3 separate regions of the Homo sapiens genome follow, and regions 1 and 3 are each linked to region 2. A link is a loop called in an ENCODE intact Hi-C map of the cell type or tissue named here. Cell type or tissue: OCI-LY7. All regions are shown on one strand. Region 1 has its middle 180 kb from the start of GRIN2B. Region 2 overlaps GUCY2C (guanylate cyclase 2C). Region 3 has its middle 87 kb from the start of ATF7IP.

Region 1 (8,000 bases), 450 kb after region 2:
TTTCAGTGGAGGCAGCCGAACTCGGGCCTGGGGAATCCACCTTCACATTGATTTACTCACAAGTTGGTCCTGTCTATAGGTCCTGGCTATAGGCTGGGAGCTCAGCCAGGCTTGGGACTGTGGGAGGTCCTTACAGCATGATAGGATGGTAGCTGTTTTCAGGAGTGAATGTTTCAAGTACTTCAAGCAGAAGCCATATCACCTTTTATGATCTGGCCTAAGAAGTCACATAGCTCATACGTGAAAAAAGACCATAGTCTTTTTTTTTTTTTTTTTTTTTTGTGAGATGGGGTCTTTCTCTGTTGCCTAGGCTAGAGTGCAGTGGCATGATCTTGGCTCACTGCAACCTTCACCTCCTGGGTTCAAACCATTCTCCTGCCTCAGCCTCACGAATAGCTGGGATTATAGGTACATGCCACCATGCCCAGCTAATTTTGTATTTTTAGTAGAGACAGGTTTTCACCATGTTGGCCAGTCTCGTCTTGAACTTCTGACTTCAGGTGATCCACCTGCCTCGGCCTCCCAAAGTGCTGGGATTACAGGCGTGAGCCATCGCGCCAGGTCTATAGTCTTAAACTAATCCAGATTCAAGGATTGAGAACAAAGACTCCACATCTCAATGGGAAGAGCGTTAAGTCACGTTGTAAGGAGATATTACTGTGACTACCTTTGGAAAATACAATCTGATATAGGCATGTGAGAGTGAAGTATCATGGCCTGTTCAAGAAATACATCATAACACAGGTATTTTTCTCCTCCTCCTCTTCCTCCTCCTCTTCTCCTCCTCCCCCCTCCCTCTCCTGACCCTCTTCTCCTCCTTCCTTTCCTCAAACAGTAAACAAGCTAAATTATCTTACGTTTATGGGAGACAAGGATTCACATAGTAAGTCAATCTAGGTAAATCTCTCAAAATTTTGGAACCAATGTTTTATTTTTTAAGTAAGAATAATCTCACTTCTTTTACCTACTATCAGCATGCTTTTGAGGATCAAGTGAGATAATCCCTGTAAAAATTACTTGAAACTGATAAAGCACAATTTATGTTTATTTATTCAACCATCTACTCATTTATCTACCTAACCACCATCAATTCATCTCCACTCATCTGTTCTTTCATTATCGAATATATATTAAACATCTACACTGTGTCAAGTCTTTTACTATGGGGTGGGCCCAACGTAAGTAATTATTGGTTCTCTGAGGAGTATTCCTAAATGTAGTTTTTTGAAGTAACGCCAGTGAATTAGAATCTCTACACTCTCAAAAACGTTTAACTGGTATATGCAAAGTAACTGGTCACCAGAGGCAACTGTCTTATTTTAATGTTCAAATTTTCTGTTTGTTTCACCTTCTTCGTTAAATTTAAACTCATTCTTCAATACATTCTCAGAGAAGTTCTGCTTTCTACAATAGCAACACAAATAAGCTCAAATAACCTGCTTTATTAGATTTATCACAAGTAACTTATCTGCTCTATTTGGCCAGAATTGTAGGTTGGTTATCACAGCATTTTCTTAGTGTTATATATTTTTCAGTGGATGTCTTCCAACATATTATTGGGTTCATATTATAGTACAGCATTACTCAGTTTATAAACAAATTAAGAATTAATTACTTACATTTTATTTAAACAACAGTCTTGTAGACGTGTAGTATGAGTTATAGCAGCCAAGATAGCAAATCCTACAACATTCTGTTGTCTTATTAATTACCAAACATCACCTATATCTAACATCAAACAAATCCCTCATTTATAGATTATTAAAATTCTACGAAATTTTATTGTGGTTCAATTTGTCTAAGATCTCCATATGAATAAATCTTTGCCAGAAGAACCTCTATGCAGGTGTAACGTACAGTGGCTAATGGCATGACTTTAGAGGAGTAAGATAGAATGGTATTTTTGTTTGTTTGTTTGTTTGTTTGTTTGTTTTTTGGAAACAGGGTCTTGCTCTGTTGCCCAGGCTGGAGTGCAGTGGCATGGTCATGGCTCACTGCAGCCTCAAATTCCCAGGCTCAAGTGATCCTTCCACCTCAGCCCCCTGAGTAGCTGGGACTACAGGTGCACACCACCATGCCCAGCTAATTTTTTGTAGAGGTGGGTTCACTGTTATGCCCAGGCTGGTCTCAAACTCCTGAGCTCAAGCAATCCACCCACCTTGGCCTCCCGAAGTGCTGAGATTACAGGTGTGAGCTGCCAGGCCCGGCCAAGAGTAGATTTTTATTATGATTCTACACATACTTGCCGTGTGACCTCGGGCAAATTATTTAACTTCTTTAAGTCTTCACTTTTCCATCTCTAAGATGTATACAATGTTACACATTTATAGAGCTGTTACTAAGAAAATGAAAGAAATAATGCATATGAAGCCATTGGTAAAATTCCTTGCATAAGGTCTCCATAAATGTTGGTTTTAGTGTCTATGTTATTTTGACTAAATTGAGGTGAAGAGGTACTATATAGTTCTTTTTTTCTTTATGTTTGAACTTATAGATTATTTGTGATAATATAATTTGTATATATTTCATATAAAATTAGGTTCAGCTGTGTTACAGAGGCCTAAAATGACAGTGGCTTTAAAAATAGAGATTTTTTTTTCCTTTTTCAAGTAGAAGGAGGTAGGCTGACCAGGGCTGGTGTGATTTTTCTACTTTGAAAATTTTCCAAGAATTCTGAATTCTTAGTTGCGCTTCTGTCATCTTGAGGCTGTGACCATTATCCTCATGATCCCAAACGCTAGCTATAGCTCCAGTCACTAACTTCACATCTTAAGAAGTAGTGTGTAAGAATGCTTGAAGAAGAAAGTGGATGGGGAAAGCAAAGGGTATTAGATCATGGCTTTTAAAGGAGGTCTCCAAACTACAGGGTGTCTCCATGTATATTCCATTGTCTAGAATTAGTCAAATGTTCAGACCTAGCTGCAATGCAGGATAGAAAGTGTATTCTTGATTCTCAGTGGACATTTGCTCAGCTGAGAATTGCAAATCTATTTGCAAATCTATAAAAGAATCGGTAGAAAGCATACTGGGGGACACTGGCACACATCTCCACATTATGCAACTTGTTTTTAAAACTGACTCAACTCATTGTGGTGTAAATCTGAATGATTGATTTGTCCAATAACTTCCACCAACTTTTCTCTGCCAAGTCACCACTTTCTCTTGGGAACCAGCTCCCTTAATGGTAGTTCAGTCTGATTTCTTTTACTTTGGTCACTTTGGGCTATTCAGAATAGTCTTGTTTCAGTTTGTGAGCCCTAGTCCTCTTCATTTTAAAACATTATCTTAATCTGTTCCTGCTGCTATAACAAAATACTGAGAGTGGATAATTTATAAATAACAGAAATATGGGCAGGCGCAGTGGCTCATGCCTGTAATCGCAGCACTTTGGGAGGCAGAGGCAGGCAGATCACAAGGTCAAGAGATTGAGGCCATCCTGGCCAACATGGTGAAACCCCATCTCTACTAAAAAATACACAAATTAGCTGGGGATAGTGTCACGTGCCTGTAGTCCCAGTTATTCGGGAAGCTGAGGCAGGAGAATCGCTTGAACCCAGGAGGTGGAGGTTGCAGTGAGCCGAGATCACGCCACTGCACTCCAGCTTGCTGACAGAGCAAGACTCCATCTCAAAAAAGAAAGAAGAAAAAAGAAAAACGGAAAAAGAAATATATTTTTCGCAGTTCTGGAGGCTGGGAAGTCCAAGACCAAGTTGCTGGCAGATTTGGTAGAAAGTAGAATTGCTCTGAGAATGTATTCAATAAAGAGTTTTAAATTTAGTAAAGGAGAAACAAGCAGAAAATTTGAATATTAAAATAAGACAGTTGCTTTTGGTGACGAATTACTTTGTATATACTGGTTAAACATTTTTGAGAGAGTGGAGATTCTACTTTCTACAGTAGCAACACAAATAAGCTCAAATAACCTGCTTTATTAGATTTACCACAAATAACAACATATCTGCTCTATTTGGCCAGAATTGTAGGTTTGTTATCACAGCAATTTTCTTAGTGTTATATATTTTTCAGTGGATGTTTTCCAACATGTTCTTGGGTTCACATTATAGTACAACATTACTCAGTTTATAAGCAAATTGAGAATTAATTATCTACATTTTATTTAAACAACAGTCTTGTAGATGTGTAGTATGAGTTACAGTAGCCAAGACAGCAAATCCTACAACATTCTGTTGTCTCATTAATTACCAGACATCATCTATACGTAACACCAAACAAATCTCTCAGATTTGATGTCTGGTAAAATTTCTCTCTCTGCTTTCAAGATGGTGCCCTGTTGCTGCATCTTTTGATGAGGACAAACTCTATGTCCTCACATAGCAGAAGAGAAGAAGGGGCAAACTCACTTCCTCAAGCCCTTTTGTAAGCACAAAATCTCATTCATAAAGGTGAAGTCCTTATGACTTAATCACCCTCCGATGGCCCCACTTTCTAATACCATCACCTTGTGTATTAGCTGCTAACATATGAATTTTGGAGGGATGCATACATTCAAATCATAACAAACATCTGTCTGATGCTTAATTCAAAGCTCTCTCACTCCTCTCTCCAGTTCAGGTTTCAGGGGCCTAGAGGAAGGGAGTGAACCCTCTTTAATTATCAGGCCCAGTGAAGCATTGAATTGTGACAGTGTGTGACAGCAGTCATGTTTCACTTCCCTTTGAGCTAAATCATTTCATCTTAAAGCCACCTGCTCTGTGGGCTCTAGAGTAACTGATGCCAAGTAGCCATAAAATGCATTGCACTGGACATCATAACTCATACACTGTAGTTCAACAACGTAAAGCCAATCACTAACCAATGTTAATTCCATAAATCAGTGAGAATTCCTGTCTAACAACTTTGTATCTGCCCACTCCTTCTCCCCTTTTGCCTTTAAAAACCTGCTTGTAACAAAGACTAAATAGAAGCACTCCTCAAGGCAGCTTAAATGTGTGTCCCAGGTAGCCATCCTCAACCTTGGCGCAAATAAACTCTCTATGTTAATTGTGCCTTTATTTCTTTCTTTAGGTCAACAGGGTGGCTGTCATCACCTGCTCTTTCCATCTCCCTCCTTCCTCCATTGCTTACCTCCCTGAGACTGAGTCAGGAACAAGGCTGAGGGATGCAGATGGTGGCACCTCCCCACGTTTCTTTTAATCATTCTCACTGTCTGGCTGGTTGCTTGAAGGGTAGTGGTTTGCCACTGGTAGTACTGGGAATGACTTTAGATGCTCCTGATAAGGCTCCATCCCAGGTGCTCTGTTGGCATTGGTATTGAGGACATCTGTCCTCCAAGGTTCCCTACTGAGGGTCTGCAGCAAATTGTAGAATCCATCTTCTGCATGCCTCAGGAAACAGAGACCCAAGGGAATCATCTGTGCCCCTCCCCCATCGAGCTATACCCCTGAGTCCTGCTCCTTGGTGCTCCTTCTCTTGCTCTGGGGCAGGTCAGCAAGCCCAGTGGCCTTAGGCGGTGGCTTCTTCTCCTCCTCCTCCTCCTTCTCCTTCTTTTTCTTCCTCCTCTTCCTCCTCCTCTTCTTCCTCTTCCTCCTCCTCCTCCTTCTTCCTATATGTTTGCATTATTTAATTTTTAAATTTTAACTTTTATTTTAAATGTGGAGGGTGCATGTGCAGGTTTGAACCCAGGTTGTGAGCATAGTAGCCAATAGGTAGTTTTTCAACTCACACACCACTCTTCCCTTGCCTCCCCTCTCTAGTAGTCCACAGTGTCCATGTTTGTCCGTGTGTGCTCAATGTTTAGTTCCCACCAATAAGTGAGAACAAGTGGTATTTGGTTTTCTGTTCCTGCATTAATTCACTCAGGATAATGACCTCCAGCTCCAACCATGTTGCTGCAAAGGACATGATTTCATTCTTTTTCATGGCTGTGTAGTATTCATTCCATGGTGTATATGTACCACATTTTCTTTATCTGATCCACCATTGATGGGCACCTAGGTTGATTCCATGTCTTTGCTATTGTGAATAGCACAGTGATGAACATACCAGTGCATGTGTCCTTTGGTGTAATGATCTACTTTTCTTTGGGTATATACCCAGTAATGGGGTTGTGGGGTCAGATGGTATCTCTGTTTTAAGTTCTTTGAGAAATCTCCGAACTGCTTTCTATAGTGGCCAAACTAATTGACATTCCCACCCGCAGTGTCTAAGTGTTCCTCTTTCTCTGCTGCCTTGTCAGCATCTGTTGTTTTTTGACCTTTTTTTTTTTTTTTTTCTTTTTGAGAGGGAGTCTTGGTCTGTCACCCAGGGTGGAGTGCAGTTGTGCGATCCCAGCTCACTGCAACCTCCGCCTCCCAGGTTCAAGCGATTCTCCTGCCTCAGCCTCCCAAGTAGTTGGGATTACACGTATGTGCCACTATGCTCAGCTAATTTTTGTATTTTTAGTAGAGATGTGGTTTCACCACGTTGGCCAGGCTGGTCTCGAACTCCTGACCTCAAGTGATCCGCCCGCCTTGGCCTCTCAGAGTGTTGGGATTACAGGCGTGAGCCACTGCGCCTGGCCATTTTTTGACTTTTAATAATAGCCATTCTGGCTGGTCTGAGATAGTACCTCATTATGGTTTTGATTTGCTCTTCTCTGATGATTAGTGATGCTGAGCATTTTTCATGTTTGTTGGCCTCTTGTATGTCTTCTTTTGAAAAGTGTTCATGTCCTTTGCCTATTTTCTAATGGGGTTATTTGTTTTTTGCTTGTTGATTTGTTTTAGCTCCATATAGACTCTGAATATTAGATGTTTGTGAGATGCATAGTTTGTGAATATTTTCTCCCATTCTGTAGGTTGTCTGTTTACTCTGTTGATAGTTTCTTTTGCTGTGCAGCAGTTCTTTAGTTTAGGTCCCACTTGTCAATTTTTGTTTTTGTTGCAATTGCTTTTGGGGACTTAGCCAAAAATTATTTGCCTTAGGCTTTGTTTTTTTTTTTTTTTTGAGACAGAGTCTGGCTCTGTTGCCCAGGCTGGAGTGCAGTGGGGTGATCGCGGCTCATTGCAACCTCTGCCTCCCGGGTTCAAGTGATTCTCCTGCCTCAGCCTCCAGAGTAGCTGGGGCTACAGGTGTGCACCACCACACCTGGCTAATTTTTGTAATTTTAGTAGAGACAGAGTTTCATCATGTTGGCCAGGCTTGTCTTGAACTCCTGACCTCAGGTGATCCACCCTCCTCGGCTTCCCAAAGTGCTGCTGGGATTACAGGCATGAGCCACTGCACCCGGCCACCTTAGGCTTCTTAAACATACAACTGGGGCAAGCCATGCCCCTCTTCCCTTCTTTTTTTGCTTATTGTGGTAAAATATTTATAAACAAACATTGCCATTTTAATTCTTTTTGAGAGACAATTCAGTGGCCTTAACTACACTTATGATATTGTGCAACCATCACTATTACTTATTTCCAAAACTTTTTTTTATCACCCAAACAGAAACTCTTTACCCGTTAAGCAATAACTCCCATTTCCCCTCCCCCAATCCTCTGGTAACCTATAAACCATATTGTGTCTTTTACGTAAGTGGAATTTCATACCAGTGGAATTTGTCTAGCTGATTTCACTTAGCATAATGTTTTCAAACTTCATCCATGTTGTAGCATGTATTATAAGTGGATTCTTTCTTTTATGGCTGAGTAACATTCCATTCTATGTATATACTACATTTTGCTTATCCACATCTTTTGGCTATTGTGAATAATGCTGTAAAGAACATTGCCATACAAGTATTTGTTTGAGTCCCTGTTTTTAGTTCTTTTGTGTATATACTTAGAAATGGAATTGTTGGGTTTTGTGGTAATTTTGTGTTTATTTTTTGAAGAACTGCCAAACTGTTTTCCATAGCATCTGCACCACTTTATATTCCCACCAGCAATGTACGAGGGTTCTAATTTCTCCACATCCTCACCAACACTTATTTTCCACATTTTTGATTATAACTGTCCTAGTAGGTGTGAAGTGTGTCTCTTGGTGGTTTTGATTTGCATTTCTCTGATGACTAA
Region 2 (8,000 bases):
AGATTTTGAACTCTGCCAGCATTTCCTCTGCCATATCCAGGTTTTGTATCCAGTTCCTCCTCCAAACACAAGAGCTACATACAGTCTGGTCCAGGACTTATTTAATTTGAATCAAAACCCTTGTCCCCCCACTTACTTCCCTACTCTTACTACACACTGCTGCTATGATCTGAGGTCACCTCTCTTGCCAGTTGCTTTACTATTCGGAAGCTCTAGAATCACAAGGAGTGAATGACAAGGTGTGGCCCCATTCTCCTCCTCTTCCTCATCTGGAAGCTTGTTAAAATGCAGATGTGTGGACACTCTACCAGGCCTACTATGCAAGATTCTCTGTGGGCGTAGATCAGAAATCTATATTTTTAACAAGATAATGTGTTTGTGACCACACTAATATTTGAGAATCGCTATTCCAGATTCTTCATGCAGTTCCTCACATTTAAAACAGCTGCCCTCCATAGCCATCAGTTGTCTCCAAATGCTTCTCAGGCTGCTTTTCCAAAGTTATTGGAATCTTTTCACAACTGGCAAAGCCAGCTATTAACTGTAAGTTACCTGTCTCCGGTAGCCATAATGCTTCTGGCCTTTACATTTGGATTGCACCTTGGAAAAGTCTCCTTTTACGTAAAAGTGTCCTAACATCACACTTGCTTTTTGAGTCCTCCATAAGTACATTTTTTACAAAGAACACTTACCCCAAAATAGAACCAGTTTATGGATTGCTATGGTCCAAACACAGCCAGTGAACCACTACTTTTTTAAATGAGTTTAACAATATATATCAATTATATATATATATATATCAATCACTCATTTTTAAATTATTGATATATATTATAGATATATATTATTAAACTCATTTTTTAAAAATAGTGGTTCACTGGCTGTGTTTGGGCCATATGTATTTTGTATCTCTTTTTCAAATACCAGCTTTAGCAAAAACAGGGTTTCCAGTATTCCAGTAAATTTCCATACATTCCGTAGCCTCCAGATGGGCCCCAGAAATGCCACTTAATGAGTTCTTAATTGTGATGTACATGTGTTTGTAATAAGATAGGGAAACTGTAGCAAAAGTTTTGTAGCAAAACTTTATTGCAAAAAGGGCTAGAAGGAAATATGGACAATGACAACCAGTTGGATTTGTTGACGTAGCAGAATTGTAGATGAATTTTCTTCCTTTTTAAGTTAGAGTTCTTGTGATGTTGCTAGAGTGATATTTTAAAATGTCTTTTGGGGAAAAAAAAGAAAACTCTACTTTGAGAAAAGGATGTCTGCTGAATGAGAAACTTATTTTTAAAAAGGCACTTGGAAATAAAAATCTGTCTAGAGATAATGCAAATCATAACAGGAATGTGTGATGTGCTTAAATATTGGCACTGATGAGAAATGCGGAAGTGAAACATGTCACAGAAACAGATCATTATGGAAACAGTGGTCTACAACTGAACTGACTCCTTGGACTCCGTGGTACGTAACTCTTTTGTCTTACCAGGGAAGAGGAAATGAGACTACCTACTGGCTGACTGGGATGAAGGACCAGAAATTCAACCTGCCAACCCCTCCTACTGTGTAAGCTTCTGGGTGTGGCAGGGACAGGGAGGAAATTAGAGATCTTGGCTTTGTTAGTTACAGCCAATTTAAATTGGCAAATGCCTTACAAGTGGCATATATTGCATAAGAAGTAAGGGACTATACATGAGAAGGTTTAGAAACCTCCCTTCCTAGACTGCAAGAAGGGGATTATCCTGAAACCCTGCATTTTCCTGAGACCTCAATGAAACAGAAAAGTATTTAGCCTTGGCTTCCCTGTCTGGAACACAGACTTGCTTCCCTGAATCAGATGTGGGGGCTCAGTATAAAACTACCTTTTTTTTTTTCCACTGTGGATCCTTTATCCCAAGAGGGAGCTTCCACCTGGAAAAGAGGAAGAATGAACAGACTATTTAGAACTTGAGGAGATTTTGTTATTTCATTTATTTCATTTTATTTACTGGCTCTGTATTCATGATATTTTTAACTGTCAAAATTATGTTTTAAATGCCTTATCTGCATTAAAGTATACTTAACTTATAGTTTATGCAGAAAATATACTATATATTAGACAAGAATGAGTTAAAAGTTTCCTGAGTCTGGGTATGAGCTTCTACCTATTCTGTCCACTTTCTTAGACTGTACCAGTCATCATCTTGTTCTTGCTGAAAAACTGACTATATTGCCCTGCAATAAAGCATGGCAAAGCTAGCGTTGTGTTCCAGGCTTGCTCGGGAGAACAGAAGACACTTTAGAGTTCACTTCATGCATGTCTTGTTCTGACAAGAGTGGAGCATACTGGGGGCAAAGAGGCTCTCTGCATTCCACTCCTGTCTTCATCTTTCTGTTGAGTTGCCTGATGAAAACAGGACCTGCCCCAACCCCAAGACTGCGGTTCTGGGTCTTAACATGAAGTCTGTGTTCTCCCTGAGATGAGGAAGACAAAGTTTCAGGGTTAACTGACAGGTTTCACTTCTCCTAAAGGTGACTCAAGCTGTCACCCAGTTGCCTGTCAATACATGTTACTGCAGCCATATGGCCATTTCCTTGGCTTTTGCTATGGTTGAGAAACTCTGTCTTGCAGAGGCCTAGATGTCAGACCCAGAGAGATGGCAACCTTCTAGAAAAGCCAAAACAACCCAAATCTTCCCTGGGGCATGAGAAACCTGGCTCCTTACTTGGAGTGTTCCAGGTCCATTCTAAACTCGTGGTCCCCTCCACCATTCTAAGCCTTCCCCAAACAAGACTCACACTGTTAAGTATGTGTGGGACCAATGAGTTTTCAGGGTTGTGTGGCAGGGGCCTAGCATCCTCCCAGCTTCTTTTCCCCTTCCTGCAGTGGCATATGTAAACCTAGATCCTCCCAACCATGCCTCCAAATTCCAGCAGCATATTGTTTCACTTTGAAATTGAAGCCTAATTTCCTAGCAGAGATAACAGTTTTTTAAGCTCATCAAAGGCAGGGATCATTTTGTATTCTTTGGATTTCCTGTGTCTAGCACAGAATAGGCATTCAAAGAGTAACTGACTAACTGAACTGATTATTCTGGAGCTAAGGAATATTCTGTATGAATTGCTGAGAAGTTCTATTTTCTCTTCCCACTCTGTTTCCAGGGAGAATCAACAGCGTTTGCAAGCAGAATTTTCAGACATGATTGCCAACTCTTTACAGAAAAGACAGGCAGCAGGGATAAGAAGCCAAAAACCCAGACGGGTAGCCAGCTATAAAAAAGGCACTCTGGAATACTTGCAGCTGAATACCACAGACAAGGAGAGCACCTATTTTTAAACCTAAATGAGGTATAAGGACTCACACAAATTAAAATACAGCTGCACTGAGGCAGCGACCTCAAGTGTCCTGAAAGCTTACATTTTCCTGAGACCTCAATGAAGCAGAAATGTACTTAGGCTTGGCTGCCCTGTCTGGAACATGGACTTTCTTGCATGAATCAGATGTGTGTTCTCAGTGAAATAACTACCTTCCACTCTGGAACCTTATTCCAGCAGTTGTTCCAGGGAGCTTCTACCTGGAAAAGAAAAGAAATGAATAGACTATCTAGAACTTGAGAAGATTTTATTCTTATTTCATTTATTTTTTGTTTGTTTATTTTTATCGTTTTTGTTTACTGGCTTTCCTTCTGTATTCATAAGATTTTTTAAATTGTCATAATTATATTTTAAATACCCATCTTCATTAAAGTATATTTAACTCATAATTTTTGCAGAAAATATGCTATATATTAGGCAAGAATAAAAGCTAAAGGTTTCCCAAAACTGTGTATGCGTTTCTACCTATTTTGCCCATTTTCCTGGAATACATCAGTCACATCATCTTGTGCTTACTGAAAAACTGACTACATTCACTCACACTGAAGTACGGCAAAGCTAGCATTGTTGCTCAAGGGTGAGAACCTTGAAGGTTAGTATCACTTGCTACACATGAGGGAATTTTTGACCTTTATACAGAGGTGTTGCTTCAGCTTGTCCAATTAACAATGTGGATGGCAGTGATCCAAGTATGGGACCCAGGCAAAAGTCAAGTTCCTGTACTGCACTTTTCTAACTACAAAGTAATCCATGTCTCCAGGCTCCTGATCTTTCATCAGTAAATTATGAATTATAATACTCACTTCATTTTAGACTGCGCCACCCCTTCCCCCAAGCTGGCATAACACCACTCACAGATAATTTCCTTAGACCCACAGTTTACAAGGTAAAAGGAGGGAATTGGAGATGGAAGTTTGATCTCCCCACCAGTCTGAGAATCTTCACAAGAAGCTCACTCTGGTCCTGTCTCATGAACCATTGCAAGTACCAGGTGGGCTGAAACACCAGGGGTGAACTGGGGACAAAAAGCGGAGGTGCTGATTGCTGAAACTGACATGCAGATCTTGCAGCTGCTCTGTACTCCAATCAGCAGAGATGCCATACTGAGAAAACTGGATGATGCAACAGTCCTACTCTAGGCAAAACCCACAGGAAAGCCTGAATCCCTGGTTAGATTTCCCACAAAGCCCAGGTGCTAATGTGGAACCTTCCTCTTACTTGGAAACAACTAAAAGGTTTTTTCCTTTTAAACAACCTTTGAATTCTAGCACTCTCCTAAGGCTTCCCCAGACCAGGAAGCAATAGCAGACCAGTGACTAAGTTACAACATTAAGCACTAAAAGTCTAACACCACCAAGAATACCTGTAAAAGCTGGAAGAAGTGACCATCTCCTCGAATGTGCGGGCATCAATGTAAAGACACAAGGATTGTGAAAACTCAGGGAAATATGATACCATCAAAAGAAACCAACAAAGCTCCAGTAATAGACCCAAAATAATTGAAGGCCCGTAACATGTCTGACAGAATTCAGAAAAATCTTAAAGAGTTCAGGGAAGCACAAAAGAGTATAGATTAAAAAAATTAAATGAAATTTGAAAAACAATCCAGGAACAAAATGAGAAAATTGACAAAGAAAAAAATATAAAAACACACATAAAAGTAGAAATCTTAGACATAAAGGATAAAATAGCTAAACTGGAAAAGCTCATTATAAAGCTTCAACAACATATTTAATCAGAGGAAAGAATGGGCTTGAAGACAGGACATATGAAATTACCCATCCGAAAAGAAAAAAAGAATTAAAAAGAATTATAGGATACCATCAAGCAAACTAACCTTCATATAATAAGAATTCCTAAAGAAGATGAGAGAGAAAAGAGCCATATTTTAAAAATTATAGCTGAAAGATTTTCAAATCTGAAGAAAGATGATAGCACTCAGGTACAGGAAACTCAGAGGTCACCAATCAAATTCAAAGAGGAATTCCCCAAATCATATCATAATCAAATTATCAAAAATCAAAGATAAAGAAGGAATATTCAAACCAGGAAGAGAAAAAAAAAGCACATTCAATAGAGCCCCAATATAGCTTGCAGTAAATCTCTTAGCAGAAACTTTGCAGACTAGGAGACAGTGAGATATATATTCAAAGTATTGAGAAAAAGATACTGTCAGCTAAGAATACTGTATGCAACAAAGCTATCTTTCAAACATGAAGGACAGATAAAGACTTTCCTAGACCAAAAAAAGAAAAAAAAAACAAACCCTGAGGGAATTAATCAACATCAGGCTTGTCATACAAGAAATCCTAAAGGGGGTCCAGCAGTCTAAAAGAGAAGGATGTTAACATGTAACAAGAAAACATCTGAAGGTATAAAACTCACTGGTAAAAGTAAGAATAGAAATTCAGAATACTCTAGTACTGTAATTATGATATATAAACCAATTATATCTTAATTATGGAGACTAAAACTTATTAAAGATGATAATAACTACAACAATTGGTTGAGAGGCAATATAAAGAGATGTAAACTAAAACATCAAAAAGTCAAAACGTGGAGGGGGAATGATGTTAAAGTATAGTGTGTTTTGTTGCTTTGCTTTTCTTTGCAATCAAAGCTAAGTTCTTTTCCATTTAAAATAACCTATTATAACTATAAAATGTTTTATGTAAGCCTCATAGTAACCACAAAGAAAGAAATCTATAATAGAGACACTGACAATAAACAGCACAGAATTAAAACATACTACTAGAGAAAATTACTTAACCACAGAGGAAGACAGTATGAGAGGAAGAAAATAAAAAATTTACCAGAAAAATGCAAAAAACACTTACAAGAATGGCAACAGAAAACATGTTCCTATCAATAATAACCTTTAATGTAAATGGACTATATTCTCCAATTAAAAGACATAGAGTAGGGCAGGTATGGTGGCTCATGCCTGTAATCCCAGTACTTTGGGAGGCTGAGGTGATTGGATCACTTGAGGCCAGGAGTTCGAGACCAGCCTGGCCAACATGGTGAAACTCCATCTCTACTAAAAATACAAAAATTAGCCAGCATGGTGGCACACACCTGTAATCCCAGCTATTCGGGTGGCTGAAGCAAAAGAATCACTTGAACCCAGGAGGTGGAGGTTGCAGTGAGCTGAGATTGTACCACTGCACTCCAGCCTGGGCAACAGAGTGTGACTCTGTCTCAAAAAAAAAAAAAAAAAAAAAGATATAGAGTAGCCGAATGAATTTTTGTTTAAAGAAAAACAGGACCTAACTACATGCTCTCTATAAGAAACTGCACCTCTGAAGATACATGCAGACTGAAATCAAAGGAATGGGAAAAGATATTCCATGCAAATGGAAACCAAAAAGATCAGGAGTAGCTGTACTTATATCATATAAAATAGACTGAGGTCAAGAATAGTATACAAAAAATAAATAAAGCTATTATATAAATATAATATTATTTATATAATAAATTATATAAATTTCAATTATATAATTTAATAAATGTATAATTTAATAAATTATATAATTATATAATACAATATAATAAATTATATAAAGGAGTCAATGCAACAGGGAATACAGTAATTGTAATACATATGAACCCAATACTAAGGTAAAATGTAAAGCAAATATTAATAGACCTGAGGGGAGAGATTGTTTAGAATATAAAAGTAGTAGGGGACTTTAGCACCCCACTTTTAGCAATAGACATATCATCCAGACAGAAAATTAATAAACATGGAGGTTAAACTGTACTCTAGACTGAATGTACCTAACAGACTTTTACAGAACATTCCACCTAACAACTACAAAATGCACATTTTTCTCAACAGTGCATGGAGCATTTGTCAGGACAGATAATATATGCAGGCACAAAACAAGTCTTAATAAATTTAAAGTCAAAATTATATTAAGTATCTTTTCTGACTGCAATGGAATAAAACTAGAAATCAGTAACAGGAGAATTTGACATAGTGGGCATGGGCATGTGAAAAAAAAGAAGAAAAAAAAAACAGGAGAAACTTTGGAAACTCTACAAATACACAGAAATTAAACAACATGCTCCTGAATTACTATTAGGTCAAGGAAGAAATTAAGAGGGAAATTAACATTTTTCTTAAGACAAGTGAAAATGGAAATACACCATACACAAATCTATGAAACACAGCAAAAGCAGTTCTAAGAGGGAAGTTTATAGCAATAAATGCCCACATTGAAAAAGTAGAAAGATCTCAAGCAAGATGACTTTCACCTCAAGAACTAGAAAAATAAGAACAAACTTAACCCAAAATTAGTAGAAAAAAGAAATAATAGAATGGAATTAAATGAAATAGAGATTTTTAAAACAATACAAAAGATCAACAAAGCAAAAAAAATTTTTTAAAAATATAAACAAAACAACATGCCTTTAGCTAGACTTACTAAGAAAAAGAGAAGACTCAAATAAATAAAATCAAAGATGATAAAGGAAACATGACAACTGATACCACAGAAATACAAAGAATCATAAGAGACTAGGAACAACTAAATAACAATAGATTAGAAGATCTAGAAGAAATGTATACATTTCTGAACACATACAACCTATCAAAATTGAATCATAAGAAATAGAAAACCCAAACAGAACAATAACAAGTA
Region 3 (8,000 bases), 330 kb after region 2:
AGGTAAATTGTGTGTCACAGGGGTTTGGTGTACAGATGATTTTGTCACTCAGGTAATCAGCATAATAACTGATAGGCAGTTTTTCAGTCCTCACCCTCCTCCCACCCTCCGCCCTCAGGTAGGTCCTGGTGTCTGTTGTTCCCTTCTTTGTGTCCATGTGTACTCAATGTGTAGCTTCTACTAATACATGAGAACACACAGTATTTGGTTTTCTGTTCCTGAGTTAATTTGCTCAGGATAATGGCCTCTAGCTCCATCCATGTTGCTGCAAAGGACATGATTTTCTTCTTTTTTATGGCTGTGTAGTATTCCATGGTGTATATATACACATTTCCTTTATCCAGTCCACCATTGATGAGCATCTAGGTTCATTCTATGTCTTGGCTATTTTGAATAGTGCTGCAATGAACATACTCATGCATGTGTCAATACTGCAACTTGGCTGAGTGCATTGACTCACACCTGTAATTCCTATGCTTTGGGAAGCTGATCACCTGAGGTCAGGAGTTCAAGAACAGTCTGGCCAATATTGTGAAACCCCATCTCTACTAAAAATACAAAAATTAGTGGTAGTGGTGGCAGATGCCTGTAATCCCGGCTACTCGGGAGGCTGGGGCAAGAGAATCACTTGAAACTGGGAGGTGGAGGTTGCAGTGAGCCAAGATCATGCCATTGCACTACAGCCTGGGCGACAAGAGCAAGACTCCGTTTCAAAAAACAAAAACAAAAAAACCTCACAACTTAACTACCAGGAGAGTTGCAGATTGGATCGTGAAATAGGTGAAGCTTATGTTCTTCCCTTTCTAATGCTTTCATCCCTTTCATGTTTCCCTACTTTCCAGCTTCTTTATTTTCCAAGTCCTTCTCAGTTAGCTAATGTCTAGTAATTTTATTTTTATAATTTAAAAGTGGATTCTTAAACACCTGAGGGTGTAAAGGAAAGACTCCTGGTAGAATTGAAGCAAGGTGACCACCTATAGATATCTCTATCTGAATGCCTCATGCTGTGATATGCATCTGGTTTCTGCTTGGATGCTTAGTCACTGCCAAGTAATCTTCTACAATTGCTGTTGGCTCACTTACAGCTTGAATTATAGAAATGTTATTAAATTCTTGTTTTCCTTTCTTATCTTCCAAACAAAACATAGCAGGATCTGGCCAGGCGAGGTGGCTCACACCTGTGATCCCAGCACTTTGAGAGGCCCAGGCGGGTGGATCACGAGGTCAGGCATTCGAGACCAGCCTGGCCAACATGGCGAAACCCCATCTCTACTAAAACTAAAAAAATAAATAAATAAATAAAAATAAAAAAAATAAATTGCTGGGCGTGGTGGTGGGCGCCTGTAGTCCCAGCTACTCGGGAGGCTTAGGTAGGAGAATCGCTTGAACCTGGTGGGCGGAGGTTGCAGTGAGCTGAGATTGCGCCGCTTGCACTCCAGCCTGGGCGACAGAGCAAGACTCCATCTCAAAAAAAAAAAAAGAAGAAGAAAAAGAAATACGGCAGGATCTATGATCAGTTATTTATACCTTGACTGAAACTTTCGCTTTGTTCTGCCACTCTCAGCTTCAGTTGCCTTTGTCTTGTACTTGTGATAAACTTTCACCTAATAGACCTGGACACCTGGCCTGCCAACCCTCTTTCAGACTTGACTGAGTCAAATAATCCCAATTTATGTCAGATGAAAGCTGGGCACTGTAATCTCAAGGGAGTCCTCACGTACCCAGCCAAGGCAGGTGGATGCCGTAATCCTGAGATGGGCACTAAATGCTCACAATAGACCACTTTCAACCAGCTCTGGGCTTGAATAACTCATGAACCCAGGAAGGAGTAGCCAATGACATCACTCAGAGACCTTGCTTTCTTAATATGGGACAGATCTAGTTTACTGTATTTTGACTTCAAAGACTATCTCATTTTTTTTCTCCCCTAAGCCTCATTCCCAAGTCTACCTGAAGAGCTAAAATGAACTCTCTGTTTGGCAGTAAACACCTTTTCACTAAGCTCTCCATGTGTGCTCTCTAATAGTCTTATGTTTTTCTTCAACATCTTTGTGAAATAGAAGGCTTTATCTCTTTTCAAACAAATTTCTGGTGTCAAGGGACAGAGAGAAGAGTATTTGAGGAGTGGAGTAATGAGTAGGATAACCTTTCCATGGGCCATGAGATGTTACTTTCCTGACTCATGTCATCATAGCCAGTTGAGAATCACTAAATCTTCTTTTTTAGCATTAGCAAAGAACTGGTCAATTTTTTTTTTTTTTTTTTTTTTTGAGACAGAGTCTTGCACTTTCACCCGAGCTGGAGTGCAGTGGCATGATCTCGGCTCACTGCAACCGCCACCTCCCAGGTTCAAGCTCCTGCCTCAGCCTCCTGCGTAGCTGGGATTACAGGTGCCCGTCAAGACGCCCAGCTAATTTTTTGCGTTTTTAGTAGAAATGGGGTTTCACTATGTTGGCCAGGCTGCTCTTGAATGCCTGACCTCGTGATCCACCCACCTCAGCCCCCCAAAGTGCTGGGATTACAGGCGTGAGCCACCACGCCCAGCCAGAACTGGTCAAATTTTACGTGCTGTTCTTTGTGTTATTGATATGGTTTGGCTGTGTCCCCACCCAAATCTCATGATGAATTGTAGTTTCCATAATCCCCATGAGTCAGGAAGGGACCTGGTGGGAGGTAATTTAATCATGGTGGGGGTTTCCCCAATGCTTGTCTCACAAGATCTGATGGTTTTATAAGGGGCTTCACCCTTTGCTCGGCTCTCATTCTCCTTCCTGTGCCATGTGAAGAAGGACGTGTTTGCTTCCACTTTCTCCATAATTGTAAGTTTCCTGAGGCCTTCTCAGCCATGCTGAACTTTCAGTCAATTAAACCTCTTTCCTTTATAAATTACCCAGTCTCGGGTATGTCTTTATTAACAGCATGAATACAAATTAATACAGTTATTAAAGTCATATTAATACTTATTTGCTCCCTAAATAGAAAAATTAGCATATAGAATATACTTATTCACACTGCACAAATCCTCAGTGGTACAACAAATATACTATTGATCTGTGCTTGGCTTTTACTGGTTAGCATTCAAGAAATATGCTAATAATATAAATTTAAGAAAGTATGCCAGACATAAGACTTTTTTTTTTTTTTTTTTGAGGCGGAGTCTTGGTCTGTTGCCCAGGCTGGAGTGCAGTGGCGCCATCTCAGCTCACTGAAACCTCTGCCTTCTGTGTTCAAGTGGTTCTCCTGCCTCAGCCTCCAGAATAGCTGGGATTACAGGTGTGTGCCACCACGCCCAGCTAATTTTTTGTATTTTTAGTAGATACAGGGTTTCACCATGTTAGCCAGGATGGTCTCCATCTCCTGACCTCGTGATCCACCCAGCTCGGCCTCCCAAAGTGCTGGGATTACAGGTGTGAGCCACTGCACCCGGCCCATATATTTTATTCCTTAGAAGTCCATTCCAGGCCAGGTGTGGAGGCTCACTTCTACAATCCCAGCACTTTGGGAGGCTGAGGTGGGAGGACTGTTGGAGTCCAGGAGCTTGAGACCAACCTAGGCAACATAGTAAGACCCCGTCTCTACCAAAAAAAAAAAAAAATGTATATATATATATTAGCTACGTGTGGTGACACACGTCTATAGACCCAGCTACTCAGGAGGCTGAGGCAGGAGGATCATTTGAGCCAAGAGGTAGAGGCTGAAGTGAGCCATAATTATGCCACTGCACTCCAGCCTGGGTGACAGAGTGAGACCCTGTCTCAAATAAAATTCCATTCCAGTTTTCCGTATGTATATGGTTTATTCTCTAAGGTTTCTTTAAGTCACAGTGAAGTAGCTTCATACTCAAAATATCAGCTAGATTTTGTGCTGTTGATGACAGTGAAGGACTATGAAGAAGTAGAAGGCTAGGTTTCACTTCTATATGGTGATTATAAAAAGTTATCCATAGAAGGTAGGGAGGCTGTGCAGGTGTGGGGGCAGTAGGTACACGGGAACTCTCTGTACTTTCCACTCAATTTTGCTGTGAACTAAAACTGTTCTAAAAAAAGTCTATTTTTAAAAAAAGTTACCCAAGTCAGAGTGAAACAACAAAGAACTGACTGTGTAGGCTCCTGCCTGGGCCACATTTTGATACAAAAGATAGTTAACACAGTGAATTGTTAAAAGTATGATGGATATTGTGCAATGTGATTCACCTGCTAGAGCCAAGACTGCTATTTGTGATTAAATATCTGTTCTTGCCTCCCCCTTAGTAATAAAACCTTCAATTTTTAGTTGGACATTTGGCTTCCTAGTACAGAGGCTTCATTTTCTAGCTGCTCTTTCAGGTAGGGGTGCCAAGTGACTAAATTTCTGGCACAAAAATAGGACACAACTGGAATTGGTGAGTATTTTTTCTGGGCAGTGTACCCAAAGAGACAGAGCATACTTATTTTTTCTTTTTCTTTTTCTTTTCTTTTTTTTTTTTTTTTGCCTTTTCTTCCTAACAGCTTGGCAATTAAGCTGTATTCTCACAATTGGCTGAAAGCATCCCTTTCAGCTAGGTGTGCCATAGGGTTAAGTTATAACCAATAGGTGTAAACAAAAGTACTACCATGTACACTTCTGGAAAATTGTCTTTAAAGGGAGGTAACATAATCTTCCCGACTTTCTTCTTTTTACCAGCTAGATGCTTCAGCAGATTTGAGGAAAAAAAAAAAAAAAAAAAAAAAAAAAAATATATATATATATATATATATATTTTTTTTTTTTTTTTTGAGATGGAGTCTGGCTCTGTCGCCCAGGCTGGAGTGCAGTGGCACGATCTCCGCTCACTGCAAGCTCCGCCTCCCAGGTTCACGCTATTCTCCTGCTTCAACCTCCCAAGTAGCTGGGACTATAGGCGCCCGCCACCATGCCCAGCTAATTTTTTTTTATTTTTAGTAGAGAGGGAGTTTCACCGTGTTAGCCAGGATGGTCTCAATCTCCTGACCTCGTGATCCGCCCGCCTTGGCTTCCCAAAGTGCTGGGATTACAGGCGTGAGCCACCACGCCTGGCCAATTTGAGGAATATTTTTGAGGATGGAAGAACAATAAGATAGAAGACTGGGTCCTCGAGGACTGCTGAGCTGCTTTCAGGCCCTGCTCTATTTCTTTCCAATTTAGTACACATGAAAGAGAAAAACTTCCATCTTGTTTAAATAAGTGTCAGTTTTAGGTTGCTGTGTTTCATGCTAAATGGATTCCTAATAGATACAGGATTAAGAACTTGGAAGTGGAATACTAAGAAAAACCAAAAACATGATACTAGGCTTAGAAGTTGAGTGGCAGGTGGTATAGACTCAACATCACAGGCTGGTCATTTTGTGGCAAACATTTCCCTGCTTTAACTTGAAAAGGGGACCACATGCTGACTGAGGCTGTAGCTTTAGGGGAAATGATAGGAAAGATTAATGATTTTTGTGGGTATTGGTTGCCTACTGATGCTTTCAGAAAGCCTTACAGGCAAGAAGGCAGTGGAGAAACAGAGATAGAAGGGACTACAGCTTTGCTAAAAGATTGCTATTTTTCTCAAGTCTACAATCAAAGTTGACCATTTGGACCCTTGCAAGAATAAAAGGGCAACTGCTTTTGCACTCAAAATTGAACCAGTTATAAGCAGTGGTTGAAAGCCTGCAACCTTAGTAAGAGAGAAAACTAGTGACCCCTCATACAAAAGCATTGACCTGCTAGCAAAGAGTAGATTAAGGGTACTTCTCTCCCATCCAAGTGTGTTTTAAACAACTTTCAAGGTAGTTGCCATTAAATTGAGGGATAAGGCTGGGTGCAGTGGCTCATGCCTGTAATCCAAACACTTTGGGAGGCCCAGGCAGGCAGATTGCTTGAGCACAGGAGTTTGAGTTCGGCCTGAGCATCATGACAAAACCGTGTCTCTACAAAGAAGTAAAAACATTAGCTGGGCATGGCGCGTACATGCCTGTAGTCCCAGCTACTCAGGAGGCAGAGGCAGGAGAATCACCTGAGCCTGGGGAGGTTGAGGCTGCAATGAGTCTGGGCGTAGAGTAATACCCTGTCTCAAAAAGTTTAAAAATTGAGAGTAAAGCTGGGCACAGTGGCTCACACCTGTAATCCCAGCATTTTGGGAGGCTGAAACAAGTGGGTCACTTGAGGCCAAGAGTTGGAGACCAGCCTGACCAACACGGTGAAATCTTGTCTCTACTAAAAATATAAAAACTAGCTAGGTGTGGTGGTGCATGCCTATAGTCCCAGCTACTCAGGAGGCTGAGGTGAGAGGACCGCTTGAACCTGGGAGGTGGAGGCTGCAGTGAGCCGAGATTGTGCCACTGCACTCTGGCCAGGGCAACAGAGAGAGACTCTGTCTCAAACAAAACAAAACAAAACAAAAAAGATCTGTCTTCAGGCTTTAAACAAACAAACGAAAACACTGTGGCTAGACAAGATCTTTGGCTGTACTTACAAGGACAGAGAATTGAATGAAAATAAATTTTAAAAAATTATATTTGAAAGAATTATATTGCCTGCAAAAATCTGTGACTATTATAGCCCTATAGCAATCCCCAAGCCTGCACAAAAATGAAGTGGATTTAATAAAGAGTGTATCTCCCGAAAAAGGGATGACTCAGCAAAGCCAGTCTCAGATGTGGCCATGGAGGAGGCTGATGAAGGAGGAACTTCTGAGAGAGCAGAGCTAAGGACCAGGAAGTGCATCAGTCTTCTATGGTTGCCATAACAAAATACCACAGATTGGAGGTCTAAACAACTCTTTATTTTTTCATGGTTCTGGAGGCTGGAAGTGCAAGATCAATATATCAGCAGGTTTAGTTTATCCTGAGGTCTCTCTCCTTGGCTTGCAGATGGTCACCTTCTTGTTGTGTCTTCACATGGCCGTTCCTCTCTGCATGTACGTCCCTAGGGTCTCTTCCTCTTCTTCTTAGGACACTAGCCATATGTGATTAGGACCCCAGCCTTATGACATCATTTAACCTTAACTGCCTTTTAAAAGGCTCTATCTCCCAACAAACAAACAAACAAAACAAAAACAGTCCCATTGGGGGATTGGGTTCTACCCCAAATTCACATGTGGTGAATTTGGGGTAGAACACAATCCAGTCCACAACAAGGATAGTAATTGAAAAAGCTCATCTCAGAGAGCAGAACCAAGGGCTGCCTGGTGAGCTAATCAAAGAACTCCCTTCTCAGGCCAGGGAGTTCTCTGCAATTAGTGCTCAGCAGGGTTTGATAACTCCTATGGACCAGTACCAGTGAGTGTTACATGTTTCCTGCTTTCCTCTTCTCCAGTTGAAATTTTAATTAAGGTTACTCTATTCCTGTTTCACCACTATACAGTATACTGAATATGACCAAAAAGGCAGGATAAATAACTTTGTTTATGAGTTTCTGGAGCATGAGCCACTACATCTAGATAAGATGGAGATGACTCCATATCACCCAGAGTTTCTCAACTTTGAGCTTAAAGCAGTAACTAGAGGACACTTTGGAGTTCTCTCTCCTAGAGAGGAGGGCTCTATATAAAAAGAAGGAGCTTATGGATGAGAGGACTGTGGCAAGGACTGCTACGTCTCCCTTGATAGGTTCTTTCTTCCTCTTTCAAGTTTTAGCTGAACATAACAATTCCTAAAATAAAGGCTACACTTTCCAGCATCCCTTGCAGCTCTGTGAGATTTCCAGGACATGTTGTTTAAAAGAATGTGTGAAGGCAGCCAGGCGCGGTGGCTCACGCCTGTAATCCCAGCACTTTGGGAGGCCAAGGGGGGCAGATCACGAGGTCAGGAGATCGAGACCATCCTGGCTAACACAGTGATACCCTATCTCTACTAAAAATACAAAAAATTAGCTGGGCGTGGTGGCAGGCGCCTGTAGTCCCAGCTACTCGGGAGGCTGAGGCAGGAGAATGGCGTGAACCCAGGAGGCGGAGCTTGCAGTGAGCGGAGATCGCGCCACTGCACTCCAGCCTGGGCAACAGAGCGAGACTCCATTTCAAA

Evidence for each region. Hi-C counts contacts between places; a loop is a spot of excess contacts. Peaks named below come from ENCODE experiments on the same cell type or tissue, not always from the same donor. Only the 100,000 strongest peaks of a DNase experiment are listed, where the experiment ranks them.
Region 1: it touches region 2 in a loop (2.2-fold over the local background); 2 of 110 quality-filtered maps call a loop at or near these places.
Region 3: it touches region 2 in a loop (7-fold over the local background); 2 of 110 quality-filtered maps call a loop at or near these places.

The regions. Positions count from the first base shown.
Region 1 is chr12:14,153,958-14,161,957 of GRCh38, reverse strand. No RefSeq gene overlaps it. Among named protein-coding and RNA genes, the nearest start is that of GRIN2B, 180 kb to the right of the region's middle. In OCI-LY7, no CTCF peak of the experiment used is centred here; DNase peaks (open chromatin) are centred at 4,607, 5,157, 5,257, 7,485 and 1 weaker place; H3K4me3 peaks cover 3,033 bases; H3K27ac peaks cover 5,439 bases.
Region 2 is chr12:14,608,433-14,616,432 of GRCh38, reverse strand. GUCY2C (guanylate cyclase 2C) reads left to right here. Exons shown (of 27, transcript NM_004963.4): 26 at 1,490-1,566; 27 at 3,142-3,801. The coding sequence ends at 3,316. PLBD1-AS1 (PLBD1 antisense RNA 1) reads right to left here. Exons shown (of 6, transcript NR_120465.1): 3 at 3,507-3,554; 4 at 1,863-1,911. Among named protein-coding and RNA genes, the nearest start is that of PLBD1, 45 kb to the right of the region's middle. RefSeq lists a silencer at 1,533-1,582 and enhancers at 2,115-2,364, 2,385-2,484, 2,495-2,544. In OCI-LY7, a CTCF peak has its summit at 3,332; DNase peaks (open chromatin) are centred at 1,432, 2,502, 3,402, 4,392 and 1 weaker place; H3K4me3 peaks cover 3,330 bases; H3K27ac peaks cover 5,235 bases.
Region 3 is chr12:14,274,759-14,282,758 of GRCh38, reverse strand. No RefSeq gene overlaps it. Among named protein-coding and RNA genes, the nearest start is that of ATF7IP, 87 kb to the left of the region's middle. RefSeq lists an enhancer at 1,738-1,847. In OCI-LY7, no CTCF peak of the experiment used is centred here; DNase peaks (open chromatin) are centred at 1,658, 3,978, 4,518 and 6,653; H3K4me3 peaks cover 1,762 bases; H3K27ac peaks cover 6,501 bases.